Regions from separate parts of the Homo sapiens genome. Here region 2 is linked to region 1. Evidence: read pairs that join two places in POLR2A ChIA-PET (ENCODE). Cell type or tissue: GM12878. All regions are shown on one strand. Region 1 overlaps STIM1 (stromal interaction molecule 1). Region 2 overlaps STIM1 (stromal interaction molecule 1).

The links. Peaks named below come from ENCODE experiments on the same cell type or tissue, not always from the same donor. Only the 100,000 strongest peaks of a DNase experiment are listed, where the experiment ranks them.
Region 2: POLR2A ChIA-PET joins it to region 1 with 13 read pairs; 3 of 35 experiments call an interaction of 5 or more read pairs at or near these places.

The regions. Positions count from the first base shown.
Region 1 is chr11:4,056,247-4,060,246 of GRCh38, reverse strand. It overlaps STIM1 (stromal interaction molecule 1), which reads right to left. Exons shown (of 13, transcript NM_001382567.1): 5 at 851-966. Among named protein-coding and RNA genes, the nearest start is that of RRM1, 37 kb to the left of the region's middle. In GM12878, no CTCF peak of the experiment used is centred here; a DNase peak (open chromatin) is centred at 1,986; H3K4me3 peaks cover 697 bases; H3K27ac peaks cover 2,214 bases.
Region 2 is chr11:3,877,812-3,881,811 of GRCh38, reverse strand. The region is part of intron 1 of STIM1 (stromal interaction molecule 1); the gene reads right to left. Among named protein-coding and RNA genes, the nearest start is that of PPIAP40, 14 kb to the left of the region's middle. In GM12878, no CTCF peak of the experiment used is centred here; DNase peaks (open chromatin) are centred at 881 and 2,201; H3K4me3 peaks cover 2,939 bases; H3K27ac peaks cover 3,750 bases.

The sequences.
Region 1 (4,000 bases):
GAAATCTCACTACTTTTTGCTCCCCCTTGGTTAACTTAGAATTAGAAAAAGGATTACAGGCTGGCCGTTCCTACCACATAGATCTGTAGAGACTGAACAACCTAATTCTCTCAACTAGACCCTGGCTGAAGAGACCACCCTTTCTTAGGCCTGAGTGTGTCTACTGCTTCAGTGAAAACCCACTTAGTCCTCCTTGGTCATTCAATAATACAAAGATGTTCATTAATCAGTTCATGCACTCTACATGTCTACAATAACCCACTGTCATTATATATATATAAACCTGCTGATATGCTATTGAAATGAAATATAGAAGTAGGTAACAGGTAAAAAGCTTTCAGCCCATAGGGGGTTACTTCTATCCCTGAGCATACTTTTCATATTTTAGCTTTTGTACTCTTGCTCAGGTTGTTTACTCTGCCTAGAATGTCCTATTCTGCCACCTCCATAGAATAAAGCTCTATCCACCCTTAAAGGCAGAGGTAACATGTCACCTTGTCTATAGGATACCTTCACTAGCCCTCATCTGGGCCTCAGAAGTACTGTGTACCTCTACAGAACACTCATGTTGTCCCTTCAGGGCAGAACATGATTCATTCCAGGTCTTCCTACAGGGTCCAGCACAGCATTGGCACAATGCAGATATTTCCTTAAAGTATTTAATGAATGCATGTTGCTACGTGTCTGGACTAAAATGTAAGACTCTTTCATACCTTAATACCAGTGGAAATAGTATAGGTGCTATCTTGCAGGTGTGCCTAGGAGACCCAGAGCCTTAGCCTTAGCCTATCCACTACAACAGCTTTGGTTTCCATGGCACAGCAGTAGCCCTTCTCAACACAAGACTCACAGAGAGGAGGCCCAAAGAGCACTGTATCCAGAGCCTTCAGCTGCAGCTTCTGCCGATGACTCCGGTCTGTCATCTTCAGCACAGTCCCTGTCATGGTGGTGTTGGTGACAGCCAGCCTGTTGAGGCAAAGAGTAGCAGATCAGTTCCCTCCCAGTAAAGCCAGGAAGGATCCTGGTAGGATTACCCGCCTCCCCCAGGAACACTTCTAGCTCTTGGTGATTGCTCCCCTCTGCACTCTAGAACACAGAGTCTATACCAGTTGGGTCTCAACAGGGTATATGGAGAGACACATAACATTTACCAAGAATTTGTTCAGCCCTCTCCCCATATCCACCAACTTCTAAGCACCCTATCCTCTAAGGATTACCTGTCTGTGACCATTCCCACACCCAACTAAATTTTCTGTTGTGCTTCTCCTTCCAGGGTTTATCCTCTACATATTTTCCCCACCTCCTACCATTTATAAATGCATTTCCTGTGCAGCCCAGGTCAAACTGTCATGTCATATGACCCAGTGATTCTGGGATTTATGAATTATCCTAATCTAAACTCACTGTCATTATATATAAACCTGCTAATGTGCTATTGAAATGAAATATAGAAAAGGAAAAAAAATTTTAATTAACCACTGATGACAAAAATGGAATTAGTCCTGTTAGCTTGTATTTGAGTCACTGCAATACAAGTTACCTCCAATAAAATTACTGTAATTTTTTATGACCTCCACCCATACTGTCAGTGATAACTTTAATAAGAGAAAGCCTGTGAACAAGAAAATGACCTAGGAAAAATGGAACTTTGTTTCTCTTCTGCTGGAACACAGTGGATATAAGAGGAGGGGGGTAAAAGATATGAAAGGTTGAAAACCACTGGTCTAGGTCCCACAAGTAAGCACTTAATTCTATACTACTCTATAAGATTGGTGCTCTTTTCTGATGCATAGCTTTATTTCTCCAGCTAGAAAAGAAGCTTCTGACATCACAGTGTGATTTATACTCCTGTCTGAGCATACAGGAACAGCTACTTCCTTCTCTGGCCTTGGAAAGCAATCAAGCCCACCAGTAAGAGACGCAGTGAGGCACTGTGATGGGGTGTGGGAGTGGTTAGGAGATCTGGCTTCTCATTTCAGCTCTACTAGTGACTCATTTGTCTGATCATAAGTTGCTTTGTTCCTCCCCGAGGACCTCAGTTTCCTACTGTGCAAACTTATGTAAAATCAGATGCTTCCTACAAGCCTGGGAGTTCTTGGGGTTCCTCTTTGAAACACTTGTGCTGCAGTTCGTCTGACTAATGAGAATAAACATTGTCGTCTTTTCTACAGTCTATTTCTCAAAGAAACCTATGAACTGGAATGCTATCTACTTGTAAGCAATGAAAGAAATGAGAAAGGAGCTAACACTGACTAAGCAACTACTGTGTGTCTGCTACTGTTCTGATACTTTACATACAATACCTCATTCAGTCCTCACAACAACCTTAAGAACTCAGTTCCATTATTAGTGTCACTTTCTTTTTTTTTTTTTTTTTGAGACGGAGTCTCGCTCTGTCGCTTAGGCTGGAGTGCAGTGGCGCGATCTCAGCTCACTGCAAGCTCCACCTCCCGGGTTCACGCCATTCTCCTGCCTCAGCCTCCCGAGTAGCTGGGACTACAGGCACCTGCCACCACGCCTGGCTAATTTTTTGTATTTTTAGTAGAGACGGGGTTTCACCATGTTAGCCAGGATAGTCTCGATCACCTGACCTCGTGATCCACCCACCTTGGCCTCCCAAAGTGCTGGGATTACAGGTGTGAGCCACTGCACCCGGCCTAGTGCGACTTTCTAGATAAGAAAATGGAGACTTAGAGTTGAGTAACTTGCCCAAAGTCACACACAAGTAAGTGGCAAAGCCAGAGAATGAACTCAAATCTGCTAGATTATTCTCATTATACCATGTGAGCTAGTGATGGGCCTAGAACCACCCTCACTTCACCCCAAGCACTGAAGGCCCCATGCTTCCTGCTGTCACTAAGGTGCCACAGCTTGACATCCCCTACACCTGTGCCCAGCCTGGCTGGACCTGGTCTTGGCTGTAATTCTAGCCACAAAAAAGCTAAGTGAACCAGTGACCTGAGAACTGACTTCTTATCCTATGCTTTGCAGTTTTAATCCAAGCCAAAGATATCCTTCCCATGAGGAAAATGGTCCAGGGATCCACAAGGCAATATTGCTATTTCTATGGGTAGCAAGAAAGAAACCTAAATCCTGGATCTTAGTGGTCAGTCATCTACTTTTCCATTAAACATGGAGTTCCTCAAGTCAGGGGTCAGGTCTAATACATCTCTTTGTCCTCTGGGCCCACCAGAGAGTATGGCACATGGTAGGTGCTTAGTGAAGTTTTGTAAAATAGAACTAAACTGAATATTGAAAGGAAGCCTATCTTTAACCACATGGCACAAGAGGAAGATGCAGTGAAAAAAAGCAGGGCATTTAGAACAAGACAGACCTGGGTTCAAATCCCAGCTCTGCCACTTACCAGCTTGGATAAATTATAAAATATTTGAGATTCAGTTTGTTCACCCAAAGGTTGGGATACTCTTCCTCCCAGAGTTGTGAGAATCAACTGAAATAATATGTAGGAAAGCACTCTATAAAGGGAGGTACAAACATTAAGATTATTACTCTCTCCAGAGCAGAGAGAAGCTGTGAAGAAGAGGCTGCAGGCAGCAGAGGAGGGAACAGCCAGCTCAGCTAGGCCTGGACAGCAGTGCTCAGTAGCTCTGTGGCTGGAGACTGCAAAGTGTGGGCATTCCAACAGCTTCACCTTCCCCTTTCCCCTTTGCTGAAGCTCAAAACCAGATGCACCTACATAATAAGATGACAGATTATACATAATCAGCACTTACCAGATAGTAAGCCCTTTGAGGGCAAGGACAGCTTGTTGTCATCTTTATCCCTAGCACCCAGCACAAGTGCTTGGCACAGAGCAGGTACCCAGTAAATATTTGTTGGATGAATAAGTAAATGGATTAATGACTGAATGGCATATGGCACTAGTTTGACATGACAAGAAGTCCAAGCAGTACTCCATCCCCTTCCCACTCCCAGCCCAAGCCCTAGCATATTCAGCGTGTAAAGTAGGCAAAGAGTTATGAAACAACAGCTGTTGGAG
Region 2 (4,000 bases), 180 kb after region 1:
AATCCCAGCTACAGGCAGGAGAATCACTTCAACCCAGGAGTCGGAGGCTGCAGTGAGCAGAAAGCACACCACTGCACTCCAGCCTGGGCTACAGAGCGAGATTCCATCTCAAAAAAATAAATAAATAAAAATAAAATAATCGGCCGGGCACGGTGGCTCACGCCTGTAATCCCAGCACTTTGGGAGGCTGAGATGGGCAGATCATGAGGTCAGGAGATGGAGACCATCCTGGCTAACAGGGTGAAACCCCATCTCCACTAAAAATACAAAAAAATTAGCCGGGTGCTGTGGCGGGCACCTGTAGTCCCAGCTAATCGGGAGGCTCAGGCAGGAGAATGGCATGAACCCGGGAGGCGGAGCTGGCAGTGAGCCGAGATCATGCCACTGCACTCCAGCCTGGGCAACAGAGAGAGACTCCATCTTGAAAAAATAAATAAATAAAATAAAATAATCATATGATCAATAGATCATATGATTCCATTTATATGAAATATCCAGAATAGGTAAATCTATACAGACAAAACACAGATACACAGATTGATGGCTGCCAGGGGAAAGGGAGAGGGGGAATTAGGAACAACTGCTTAACAGGTATGGATTTCCTTAGGGTTGATGAAATAGTTTTGAACTACATTTATGATAGTACTAAATCCCACTGAATTGTACACTTTAAAATGATTAATTTTATGTTATGTGATTTTCCTTTTTTTTTTTTTTTTTAATAAACGGCCTACGTCACCATACTCTAAAAGGAAAAACTCAAAAGTCACTGTTTTCCCATCCAGCTGCCCCTTCCTGCCTCTTCAGGAAGCCTGCTCTCCCATCCTGCAGCCGTCCAAACCTGCCATTTTAGCAATGAGTTATGCTCCACTGGTCAGATTTTCTAGTCATTTCCTGTGTGTCAGGCAGTCTAAAGTCCCTAGTGAGAAAGCAAGCTCCCTTTTAAATAGGATGTATTGGTCCATGTATCTCATCCTCTTTCCAGACAGACCAGGTCATGGTTGAGGAGTAAGGGAAAGGGGCTGACTGACCTCTTTTGAAGCAGCAATTTGGAGTGGTGCTAGCAGAGAGCTAGAGGCTGGGTGACCAGGGAGGCCAGAGATATAACCATCGCACGATGGTCTGAATATGATTTATTTTTCTTTTGGGGAGGGGCAGGGGTTTAGGAAGAGTAGGGAAGTATTTAACAAACAGCTTTGGAGCAATATCTGGTTTCAGAAATAACTAAAATCTCTCAATAACAACTGTGTTCTTGACTTTCCAGAACCAACAATTCTAATGCCAAAGTTCTTCAGAAAAACATGAAAGATTTTACTCCCAAAGTTTGACACTGAAACCATCCCCCAGCTGTCCACAAACTATTTTCATTGCCCTGAGAAGGCACTGGAAACTTGGGAGACGGGAGACTTTGGGAACAGCATTCAAGCTCATCCTCTATCAGCCAATAGCTTCCAAGGTAGTCATCACTAATGCTTGGAAATCAAGACACGAGAAGTAACCTGCAAGGGTCACAGGTGCTAGCAGGCTTCTAATGCCCTTCAGGCACCTTAAACTTAAAGTAGTATTGGCAATAAAAACCAACAACAAATACTGTTTTCACAGGCCATTATGTGGCCCTTAAATACATTCTCTCAGTGGCCCTAAGGCTCAGAGAGATTAATGATTTACTAAGGGTCATGAGGCCAGCAAACAACAGCAAAGCCAGATTTCAAACTCTGGCCTGACTGCTTGCAAACTCATGCCATTGCCACAACACAAAAGTGCCCAGCACCACACATCCTGTCCTGCTTCCTGGATCTCCATGAGAGTGTGTTCTGACCATTCATAATAATCTAATGCTTCTTAGTTCAACATTAATCCTAATAGCCACAGAAAGAGAATTCTCTCGGCAATAGCAACCCAGAACACTGATGCCACTGAGAAGTACCTAAGATTGATATCTGGGCTACTTTACCATTCACTGGGTCACCAACCAAACCTCCTAAAAACCCACAAGGTAGATGTTCTGCCTTGAGTGACCCTTGAAGGCAAGAGGGGAAATGGTAAGGAAAAAAACAAATGTAGAAGAGCCTGCAGATAAAATTCTAAGCCAGAAATTAGTAAACCTGAGATATAGTTTCTGTTCTGCCCCTAATTACATATATGACATTGGGAAGTCACCTGCTTTCTTTGAATTTGTTTACAATAATATGGAGATAACAATCCCCTCCTGTCCCACCTCACAGAGCAGCTGTGGGCATGATAAGCAAAAAGACAGGTCTTAAACAGTGGAGTGATTTGTAAAGTGCAGAGCACAAACCAATCTGGGGAGTTATTATAATATGACTACCATCAGTTGGCTGGGGAGAAGATTAATGTCCACGAAACCAACAGAAAGTGAAACAGTAGATAATTAGGTGACAAATTATATGGTACAGACTAAGAAGATTATAATCTAGAAAGGGAAGTCCCTGGAATAAGTCAGAAAAACTACAGAGAAAAGAATGAACAGGATTGGAGGGTTTTGGAAAGCCATAGCCAGAGGAAAATGTATAGCTAGGGAAAAGAGGTATGAAACGCTGGACGCAGTGGCTCATTCCTGTAATCCCAGCACTTTGGGAGGCTGAGGCATGTGGATCACCTGAGGTCAGGAGTTCGAGACCAGCCTGGCCAACATGGTGAAACCCCGTCTCTACTAAAAATACAAAAATTAGCTGGGTGTGGCGGTGTGCACCTGTAGTCCCAGCTACTCGGGAGGCTGAGGCAGGAGAATTGCTTGAACCCGGGAGGCGGAGGTTGCAGTGAGCCAAGATCACGCCACTGCACTCCAGCCTGGGTGACAGGGCGAGACTCCGTCTCAAAAAAAAAAAGAGGTATGAAGAAGAGGAAAGCAACAGTACTAGAGGAGATGCTGTGTGTTGGGATGTCAAGGAGGCCACAATGGGTAGGCACGATAAGGCCAAACTGTCGGGGGAAGATAGGCAGCCGAGCAGCTGGGGCAGGACGCAGCTAGCAATAGGAACCCACTGCAGCTAACATGAGCTATGGGGAGGGCAGAGCTAGATTTTACAGCAAGCATTTATTGGGCACTAACAACATGGTAAGCACTGTCATAGGGAATGGTGACACAAAGATAGGTAAGACATAAGCCCTGCTCTCATGACTCTGCATTTGAATCCCAGCTCTTCCATTTGCAGAGCAACATGGACATCAAGGGAACACATTCTGTAATGAGACAGACCTGGTTTCAAATCCCTGCACTGACACTGCCAGATGAGTGACCTTCCACAAGTAACCAAAGCTCTTTAATTCCCAGTTTCCTCATTTGCATTGAAGAAGTAATAATTATCTTTCATAGGATCAAAAAAAAAAAGAAACTTCATATGTGCTTTTCAGGCACATGATAAATAATAACTTATTATCATTAACTAGCTTTGTGACCTTGGGTAAGTTGCTTAACCTCTCTGGGCCTCAGTTTCATCATATGTAAAACAAGACTAATTATAGCTACCTCACAAAGTTGTTGTGAAGATTAAAGAAAATTATTGGTGTAAAGCACCTAGCCTAGAGAAACAGCTCAGCAAAAGTTCCCTTTTCTTCCCTCTGTCTCTTCGTTCCTTAACCCTCCTCCTTTCCCTTCTCCCCAGACCATATGTGAGATCTCCCCTACAGCAATGCTCAGCTCCCGAAGGAGGGCAATGAGGACACAGCCAGGACCCTTACTGATTCCACTCCTAGAGAGCACCAGGCCCATTTAACCCCAAACCAAGTCTAACTTACCAACGCTTGACCACTCCTATCCAGGAACATGTTCTTTACTCACTTCTCGCCTAGTGACTTCAATTCACAAGCAAGAAGTCCTTTTTACCTGAAAGCCAAACAATTCCTCCCTGCTTACTCATTCTCCCAAGAAACTAACTAGAAGAGAAAGCATCAGTGTCTAAAATGCTGATCAGAGAGAGGAGACTGGTATTCCCAGTGCTTTAGAATGATAGGATAAAAGGAGAGGTCCTGGGCACCC